Regions from separate parts of the Homo sapiens genome. Here region 1 is linked to region 2. A link is a loop called in an ENCODE intact Hi-C map of the cell type or tissue named here. Cell type or tissue: OCI-LY7. All regions are shown on one strand. Each heading gives the region's core, and the rest is flanking DNA. Links, peaks and the distances in the headings are about the cores only. Region 1 overlaps MACROD2 (mono-ADP ribosylhydrolase 2). Region 2 has its middle 470 kb from the start of KIF16B.

Evidence for each region. Hi-C counts contacts between places; a loop is a spot of excess contacts. Peaks named below come from ENCODE experiments on the same cell type or tissue, not always from the same donor. Only the 100,000 strongest peaks of a DNase experiment are listed, where the experiment ranks them.
Region 1: a loop joins it to region 2, with 2.9 times the contacts of the local background. A loop is called at or near these places in 1 of 110 quality-filtered maps.

What each region holds. Positions count from the first base shown.
Region 1 is chr20:15,980,286-15,984,685 of GRCh38, reverse strand. The region is part of intron 13 of MACROD2 (mono-ADP ribosylhydrolase 2); the gene reads right to left. All of the region lies in intron 1 of LOC613266 (a long non-coding RNA gene), which reads left to right. Among named protein-coding and RNA genes, the nearest start is that of KIF16B, 590 kb to the left of the region's middle. RefSeq lists an enhancer at 4,334-4,400. In OCI-LY7, for the core only: no CTCF peak of the experiment used is centred there; no DNase peak of the experiment used is centred there.
Region 2 is chr20:16,102,262-16,106,661 of GRCh38, reverse strand. No RefSeq gene overlaps it. Among named protein-coding and RNA genes, the nearest start is that of KIF16B, 470 kb to the left of the region's middle. In OCI-LY7, for the core only: no CTCF peak of the experiment used is centred there; a DNase peak (open chromatin) is centred at 1,711.

The DNA of each region.
Region 1 (4,400 bases), core at 251-4,250, 120 kb after region 2:
TAGTCCAAAGACATAAAGAAAGTTCGCTTTAAAAAAGAGAAGGGCGGGGGGGGGAGGCAAAATTTATGTAAAAAGAGTGTTATATAGTAAATTCTTGTCCTGAAATAAATTAACTAGTTGTTTAAAGAAAAAAATGTAATAAGTCAAAAAGTTAAGACATGTTGAAAAATTGTCTGCAAAAGTCGTGAAAGAAAAAATGTTATAAAAAAATTTATGCAAAAAATGTTGTATAATTTAAAAGTAATAAGGCCTCCTGAGTACCATTAAAGAAACAGTTTATGTGCAAGGTGTATAAGAAAAGTAAAATATACCTTTAGTAAAAAAATTATAAAGGGACATAAAAATGTGGATTTTTACCTACATTAAAAGTTAAAAAAATTATTGTTTTAAAAATTTAAGCAAGTTTTAAAACGTTAATTGTAAAGAAAATTCTGTGTGTAAACATATTAGCTAAAGTTAAAAAGATATCACCCAGTTTTTCTGTGAACTGGACATTAAAGTAAAAATGCAACAGGTTTTTCTTAAAGCATCAACCTGCTCTTTAACAAAAATTATAAAAAGTTAAAAAAAGTCTATAAAATCTTACCTTATGGTCAAACATAAAAAATTAGATAAATATGTCTACAAGGTTTTATTAAAATTAAGTTTAACATTAATAACACACTAATATAAAAGTAAAATTTAACTTATCTACTATAAAAATCATACAAGAAACATTATTAAATATAAAATAGTATTTAGCTTTCTTTAGTCTAAAAACTAATAAAAATAGGTGTTAAAGGAAACATTCATTTTACTAAAGGATCATAGAAGTTAAAGACTTAAAACAAACTTTGGCAATTAAGACAGCATACCAAGAATGCAAATGCCTGGTTGAAATGGATCAAATATTCCATCTGCACATTAAACAAAAGCAATTGTTATGATTGTGCACATGGCAGGCCAGAGGCCCTAATTGTCCCCCTTCCACTAAGGTGGTCCTCCAGTCGACCAGGCGTAGGCTGCGTGGTAGCTCTTTTCTGAGATTCTACAGCCTGGAGTAATAAATCATGCCAAGCTCTCTCTGCTATATCCCAAAGTCCCTGCAGATCAGCACCTGAGGTCCATCCAGCTTCTGTCTCCCAACACTAAGTTCACTTTGTGTCTCTCACAGCAAGGAGGAGACTTAGCATTCCTTGGAGACCTGAAGGGATGCAGTAAGCTTAAGAATTTTCAAGAGCTTATCAATCAGTCAGCCGTTGTTCATCCCCAAGCAGATGTGTGGTGGTATTGTGGTGGACCTTTACTGGGCACTCTGCTGAATAACTAGAGTGGCACTTGTGCTTTAGTCCATTTGGCTATCCCTTTCACCCTGGCATTTCATCAACCAGAGGAAAAACAAAAAATAAGACATCGTAAAGCCAGAGAAGCCCCTTATAGGTCTTTCAACTCTCACATCTATTTAGATGCAATTGGAGCCCCACAAGGAATACCAGATCAATTTAAAGCTTGAAATCAAATAGTTACAGGATTTAAGTCAATATTTTAGTAGATGACAGTCAATAAAAATGTAGATTAGATAAACTACATCTATTACAACCAACAGCAACGAGCTTTTCATGAGTTAAAAAGAAAAACTCATGTTGGCCCCAGCCCTGAGGCTACCTGACCTGACAAAACTCTTTACACTCTATATGTCAGAAAGAGAAAAAATGGCAGTTGAAGTTTTAACCCAGACTGTAAGGCCCTGGCCAAGGCCAGTGGCCTATCTCTCAAAACAACTAGACGAGGTTTCCAAATGGCCCCCACGTCCAAGCGCCCTGGTAGCAACGGCCCTGTTAGCACAAGAAGCAGATAAGCTAACTCTTAGGCAAAACCTAAACATAAAGTCCTGCCATGCTGTGGTGATTTTAATAAATACCAAAGGACACCATTAGCTAATGAATGCTAGACTAACTAGATACCAAATCTTGCTCTGTAAAAATCCCTACATAACCATTGAAGTTTGCAACACCCTAACCCCGCCACCTTACTCCTGGTATCAGAGAGCCCAGTTTAACATAAACTGTGTAGAGGTGTTAGACTCAGTTTACTCTAGTAGGCCCAACCTCCAAGACCACCCTTAAACATCAGTAGACTAGGAGCTGTACGTGGATAGGAGCAGCTTCACCCACCCCTGCAAAGTGACTCTGAAAAAGACGACAAGCCCCGCTCCAGTCACACTCAGAAGCTGACTGGTCCACACATGGCCGAAGCATGAAGAAACTCATTGCAGGACTCATTTTCCTTAAAATTTAGACTTGTACAGTAAAGACTTCAACTGACCTTCCTCAGACTGAGAACTGTTCCCAGTATATACATCAAATCACTGAAGTGAGACAAAAGATTGCTACAGTCCTATTATTTTATAGTTATTATAAATGCCTAGGAACTCCAAAAAGAACTTGTTTGTACAATAACACTCAGCACAAAGTATGTAATCCAGGAAGTGACCTGCCCGATGTGTGCTATGACCCCTCTGAACCCCCCATGATCACAGTCTTTAAAGTAAGATTAAGGACTAGTCCTTTTCTAGGTGACACAAGTAAAGTAATAGCTAGAACAGAAGAAAGAGAGGTCCCCAAAAATGTAACCTTAAAATTTGACGCTTGTGCTGCTATTGATAGTAAGCAGCATAGAATAAGATGCGGTTCTCTGATGAGGGAAAAAAAATTACACAGCAAAAAAAAAAAGTATGTCTGTCAAGAATCATATTTATGTAAAATGTGTCAATACTGGTCTTGTGTCATTTAGGCTACTTGAACAGAAGATTAAAAAGATCCTGTTAGGCTTCAAAAAAGAAAAGTCAGCCCCTCCTGCACGAGTGAGAACTGTAACCCTTTAGAATTAGTCATCACAAACCCCTCAGACCCAAAATAAAATTAAAAAAACAATATGTATCATTAGGCATTGATAGAAAAAGACTAGACCCTAGCATAAACAGCCTAATAAGAAAGGAGGTTCAAAGACGCTCTCCAGAACCAGTATTTCAGACTTTCTAGGATGAACTAAATGTGCCAGTACCTAAGATTCCAGGAAAGACTAAAAATTTGTTTTTTGCAATTAGCTGGGCATGTAACCCAGTCTCTAAATATCACTTCATGTTATGTTTGTAGAAAAACTGTAATAAGAGATCAATGGCCATAAGAAGCCCGAGAATTAGTGCCTACAGACCCAGTTCCTGATGGATTCTCAGCCCAAAAGAATCACCCTGATCATTTCTAAGTTCTAAAAGTCTCAATTATTGCATAGCTAAACAACAACAACAACAACAACAAAAACAGGAAAAGAATTCACTCATTCTGTAAGATGACTTAGTTGTCTAAAGCAAAAACTGTATAACGATACCGCAAAAAACAGTTACATGGTGGAGTTCCAATTACACAGAAAGAGATCTATTCAGTAAATTTCCAAGGTTGCAGACTGTCTAGGCCCACCCAGAATTCCACCAGGACTAGCCTGACCCTACCAGGTTATACTGGATATGTAGACATAGAGCCTACGCTAAGCTGCCTGACCAGTGGACAGGTAGTTGTGTTATTGGCACCATTAAACCATCTTTCTTTTTACTGCCCATAAAAACAGGCGAACTCCTAGGCATTCCCTGTCTATGCTTCCTGCGGAAAACGAAGCATAGCCATAAGTAATTAAAAAGATGATAAATGGCCCACTAAAAACAAAATTATACAATACTATAGGCCTGCCACTTAGACACAAGATGGCTCATAGGAATACTGGACCCCCATTTACCTGCTCAACAGAGTCATACGGTTGCAAGCTGTTTTAGAAATCATCACTAATAAAACCGGTCAAGCCTTTACTATTCTGGCCCGGCAAAAAACTCAGATAAGAAATGCTATCTATCAAAATGGATTAGCTCTCAAGTACTTGCTAGCAGCTAAAAGAGAAGTCTATAAGAAATTTAACCTTACTAATTACTGTCTACACATAGATAATCAAAGGCAAGTAGTTAAAGACATAGTTAAAAATATGACAAAACTGACACATGTGCCTGTACAAGTGTAGCACAGATTCAACCCTAAAGCCATGTTTAGAAGGTGGTTCCCAGCACTAAGAGGACTTAAAACTCTTATAATAGGAGTTATAATAGTAATAAAAACCTGCTTACTGCTCCCTTGTTTGCTACCTGTGCTTCTTTAAATGATAAAAAATCTTCATCGCTACCTTAGTTCACCAAAATGCTTCAGCACAAGTGTACTATATGAATCACTATCAATCTATTGAACAAAAAAAATAAGTAGCAAAAATAAGAGTGAGAACTCCCACTAAGAAAAAGTGAGAGTCTCAAAAGGGGGAAATGAGGGAAGAGAGAGACCCTCCCATATCGCTTTATATTGTTTTATACTCAGTACCTGTTTTAA
Region 2 (4,400 bases), core at 144-4,143:
CCTGGATTTGTGATGTGTCATATAGGCATACAGAGTCCCTTCCTGTCTCATCATGGGAGGTGAAATGAGAAAAACAATGTAAAATGGGTATCTTTGAAATCTTTGAATAAAACATTTTTTTCCTGTAAACTCTTATGAAATGAAAGAGGTAGATAATCCATCTCTCACAAGACAAAGACCTCTGTGTTCTGAAGGTCCTGGGCCAGATAAGCATTAGTTTATTTGGATTTTGTGAGTTTGGTGGGTGTGGATTGTTCCAGGGGAGATTCTAGGCTCCAGCTTGTGACTAATGCAAAGCATTGCTGGCTGCTTTCCCTACCCTCCCTCCCCATGCTCATCTGAGTCAAATATTTCATTTGTGCAGCTCAACATAACATAGAATAAATGAGTTAGGGGCTGGAAGTACAAAGACAATTAAGACATGGTTTCTACCTTTAAAATTTCTCAGTCAGAGAGTAGAGGGGGGCAGATAAACATAACTGGAAATTATAGAGACAAGTGTTAGGCAGACATAAACACTGATTTTGTAGAACATCTGAACAGTCACCAGCCTAACCTACATGGGAGCTAAGGCTACATGGAAGACAGATGCTCAGGGAAGGCATCCCAGAGAAGGTAACATTTCCAAGATGATTTCTTTCTTCAGATAATCTTTAGATGTAATCAATATAACTTTATTTATTTTTTTGAGACAGAGACTCGCTCTGTCAATAGAATCAAGTGTATCAGTTAGCTTTTGCTGTGTAACAAACAACCCAAACATGAGTGGAACTATTTATTTAGTTCACAATTCTGGGGGTCAGCTAGGTGGTTCTTCTGTCTAGGCCAGGTTGGCTGATCTCTGCTGGGCTTGTTCATCTGTGGTCGTTTGGCAAATTGTCTGGTAGGATGAACTAGGATGGTCTCACTCATAGCTAAATCACATGGATTCCCCTCTATGTGGCTTCTCATTTTTAAGCTGCTCATGTGGGCTTAATTACATGGCAGTCTTGGCATGAAAACAAGCCCCAGTGCTCAAGGATTTTTCAAGTCTCTTCCAGCATCAAGGTTTCTAATGTCCCATTAAGCCAAAGCATATCACCAGGCCAACCTGGATTTAAGAGCTGCTACAATAAACTTCACCTCTTGATGCAAGGGGAAGCATTTTGGGCCATTTTTGCCACCTACCATATTGTATATCTTTAGGAAATGGAAGGCAAAAGGGGGTAGACATATATAAAATGTGGGTTAAAGAGAGCTTGATGCCAAAGAAACAGGTAATTATCTAAAAGATATGGTCTGTTTTTCAATGAGGTCAAGGGTTCAATATTCTATCTCTGAAGACACATTCTGCTGTATTAAGCATGGCTCAGCCTAGTTGTCTTCTTTTAGAATAAATGTACCCTCAGGAGGTGGAGACACATTCAAGTTCAATCAGCCACTTCGTTGAGCTGTCCTCCAGGGCTGAAATAACTTAATAGCAATGAACAAAGCCTTCCTTGGAGAATTGTTGGTTGTGGATAGAAAAAGAGAAGGGGCTAGGAAAGGCAAAGGTGGAAGACCCAAGCTTGGTTTACCTACATAGCAATTTTGCCTGAAGCTGAACCTGCATCTGAGTATTCAGAGGTGAAACCCATTACAAAGTAATTTATAGGCCTTATCTCATAGAGCTGAGAAACCAGATGTCCTGGAAAGGATGTTAGCTGTGTGTCATAGTACTTCACTGACAGCCTGATAAATGATCTCCTTCCTTGTCCTTCAGCCACCCCTGCTCTGATGGAGCAGTTGGTGCATCCAGCCTGCTATGGGCCTACAACTGTCACTGCCCCTAGATAAGAGTCCAACTTTCAGGGACTCATTTACAGGGAAGCCAAAAGCTTAGAGTAATAGTTCTCCAACTTCAGCAAGTCTCAGATTCACCTAGTGTTTGTTAAAACAGATTGCTGGGCCCTACCCTCAGAGTTTCTGATTCTGCAAGTCTGGGATGGGGCCTGAATTTGCTTTTCTAACAAGTTCCCAAGTGATACTGACGGTTATGCTGATACTGCTGGGCAAGGGACCACATTTTGAGAACTCCTGACCTAGGGGTTTGAATATCATATAATTCTACATAGGGTTCCCCTTATTGCAGAAGTTCTCAACCTTGGCTGTACCTGGAGACCATTTTAAACACATTAATGCCCAGACTTTGCCTGTAAAGAGTCTGATTTAATTAGTCTCAGTGGAGGCTGGTATTTATACTACCTAAAAGATTTCTGGGTGATCTGAGTTTCTGGGTGATCTTATTGTAGTGGTTTTCAAAGGGTGGGTCCTCAGACCCACAGCAGCACTGTCTGGGAATTTGTTAAACATGCACATTCTCAGGCTGTACTCCAAAAGCCTGATAAATGGCCTCCTTCCTTGTTCTTCAGGGTAGGAGGCCCAGAAACCTGGATTTTAACAAGCTTCCTAGGTGATTCTGATGTGCACTGAAGTAGGGTTAACCAATTTTTAAAAATGAATGGGCCCCATGAGAACTATCTTATGTTCTTATAGCATAAGAGAACCTTCAGCATAGAGAGGGGTTCTTTGGAAGATGGGCTCTCAAGAAGTGACATGCAGTTTGCAGGGTTTGGGGTTCCAGGTGTTCCAACAAAAATCTCTGAAATAAAATATTAAACAGAAACATGAAATACATACAGACTGAAGAAGAATTCTTAGGCTGGAATGGAGGAGGGGCTTTGAACATCTCCCTGGCTGTGGCCTTCAAGGTAGTCCCTGAAGTCCCTCTTCTCTATCCTTCAACATGGAGTGGGGACTGGGAAATTCAGCCCTATCTGAGGCACTAAGTTAATTGTGTAAACTCTCTGTGTCTTTGTTTCCTCATCTCAAACATATGACACAATTTGCATCAACCAAATCATCTCCCTTATAGTTCTAAGTAGGTCAAGTGAGATTTCACAGATACAGTTTTATAGTGTATTATCATTGTTGGGTATGAAGAATATTAATAAAAGCCTTGTTCTTGTCATGTGTATGTGCAACTTGCATGACATTCCTCCGCTTGGGAAAAAGCAAAGCTATAAATCATATCCTTTTGCTTTTAGAAATTCATTGTTTTGAGTCCGTGCATGGCAGAGTAGCAAGGGAATATACGAGTTCCTCATTGGAGCCTCCCCAGCCCCCAGTTGTCTGAAGTCTTCTAAGATTTCCCAAGTTTAAAGCCATCAGACCTGCTTTCAGATTTTGCTTAGAGAGGGCACTGGAGCATAGTGAGGGCACACCATGGCTGCTTCTTCCTCTACTGTACAGATGGATTTGTGCCACTGGGGAATGCTCTTTACTGCTTTGTTGTGCTCTTGCCAATCTGGACAGGACATAGAGATGACCTCTTATTAGGCCCCAAAGACCTAAAAAAGATTGCACTTTCATAGACACACACACACACACACACACACACACACATACACACATTTCATGCTCAACAGGTTCCCAAGTTAGAAGGTCACAGAATCCAAAGAGGCTTTCAGCTTTAGCCCTGGTTGAGCCAGAGCCAGCCCTTCCCCATGATCCTGAAACCCTCACCCATGTACCTGCTGGGGGTAGCCAGGACATATAAATGAGGGATTGTGGCCAGAAACCACAGCAGAAGCGATACAAATTCCCCTTGCCTAGGCACCCATTACCACAGTCTGGTCCCTTCTCTTGTATACATATAAATAGTCTCAGAACCCAAGAAGTTCCATGAGGTCTAAGAGATAGGAAGGCTCTATTTCCACTGGATGTTGTCATTATTGGATGTCTGCTTCTTAGAGCACTCTCCTTGGCGCCAGATCAATGTAATGAAAATCATCTTAGAGAAAAGTGTTGGCACTAATTATTTAAGCCAGTGGTTCACAAAGGGTGGTCATCGGGCCAGGAACATCAGCATTGCCTGGGATCTCATGAGATCTTATGGGAACTGGGGCTCATCTGCACCTAGGACTTGGTGGTGGGGTCCTGCAATCTGTTTTATCCAGCATGCTGGGTGATTCTGAGGCATGCTAAATTTGAGAACCATTGCTTTTAGCCAGTAGATTTCAAGCATGGCTGCACATGAAAATCACCTGGAGAAATTTAAAAGCTCTCCATGCCCAAGACATACCCCAGACCGACTGAATCAAAATTTCTTAGGGTGAGACCCTGGCATCAGTATTTTTTAAAATTCTGGGTGATTCCAGTGTGAGCCAGGGTAAAATAAGAAACAACAACAACAAAAAACCAAGCAAACAAAAAACCCCCCAAAAACAAAAACAAAAACACTTCTTTTAAACCACTGCAAATAACCAAATTAAATCAACTGAACAAGTGGTTTTATCTATTGCATCTGTTACTGATGGTTGACAGTAAAGACTGAAACCAAACAAATAGACCTAAAAAATTCAAAAACCGACTTGAGTCTC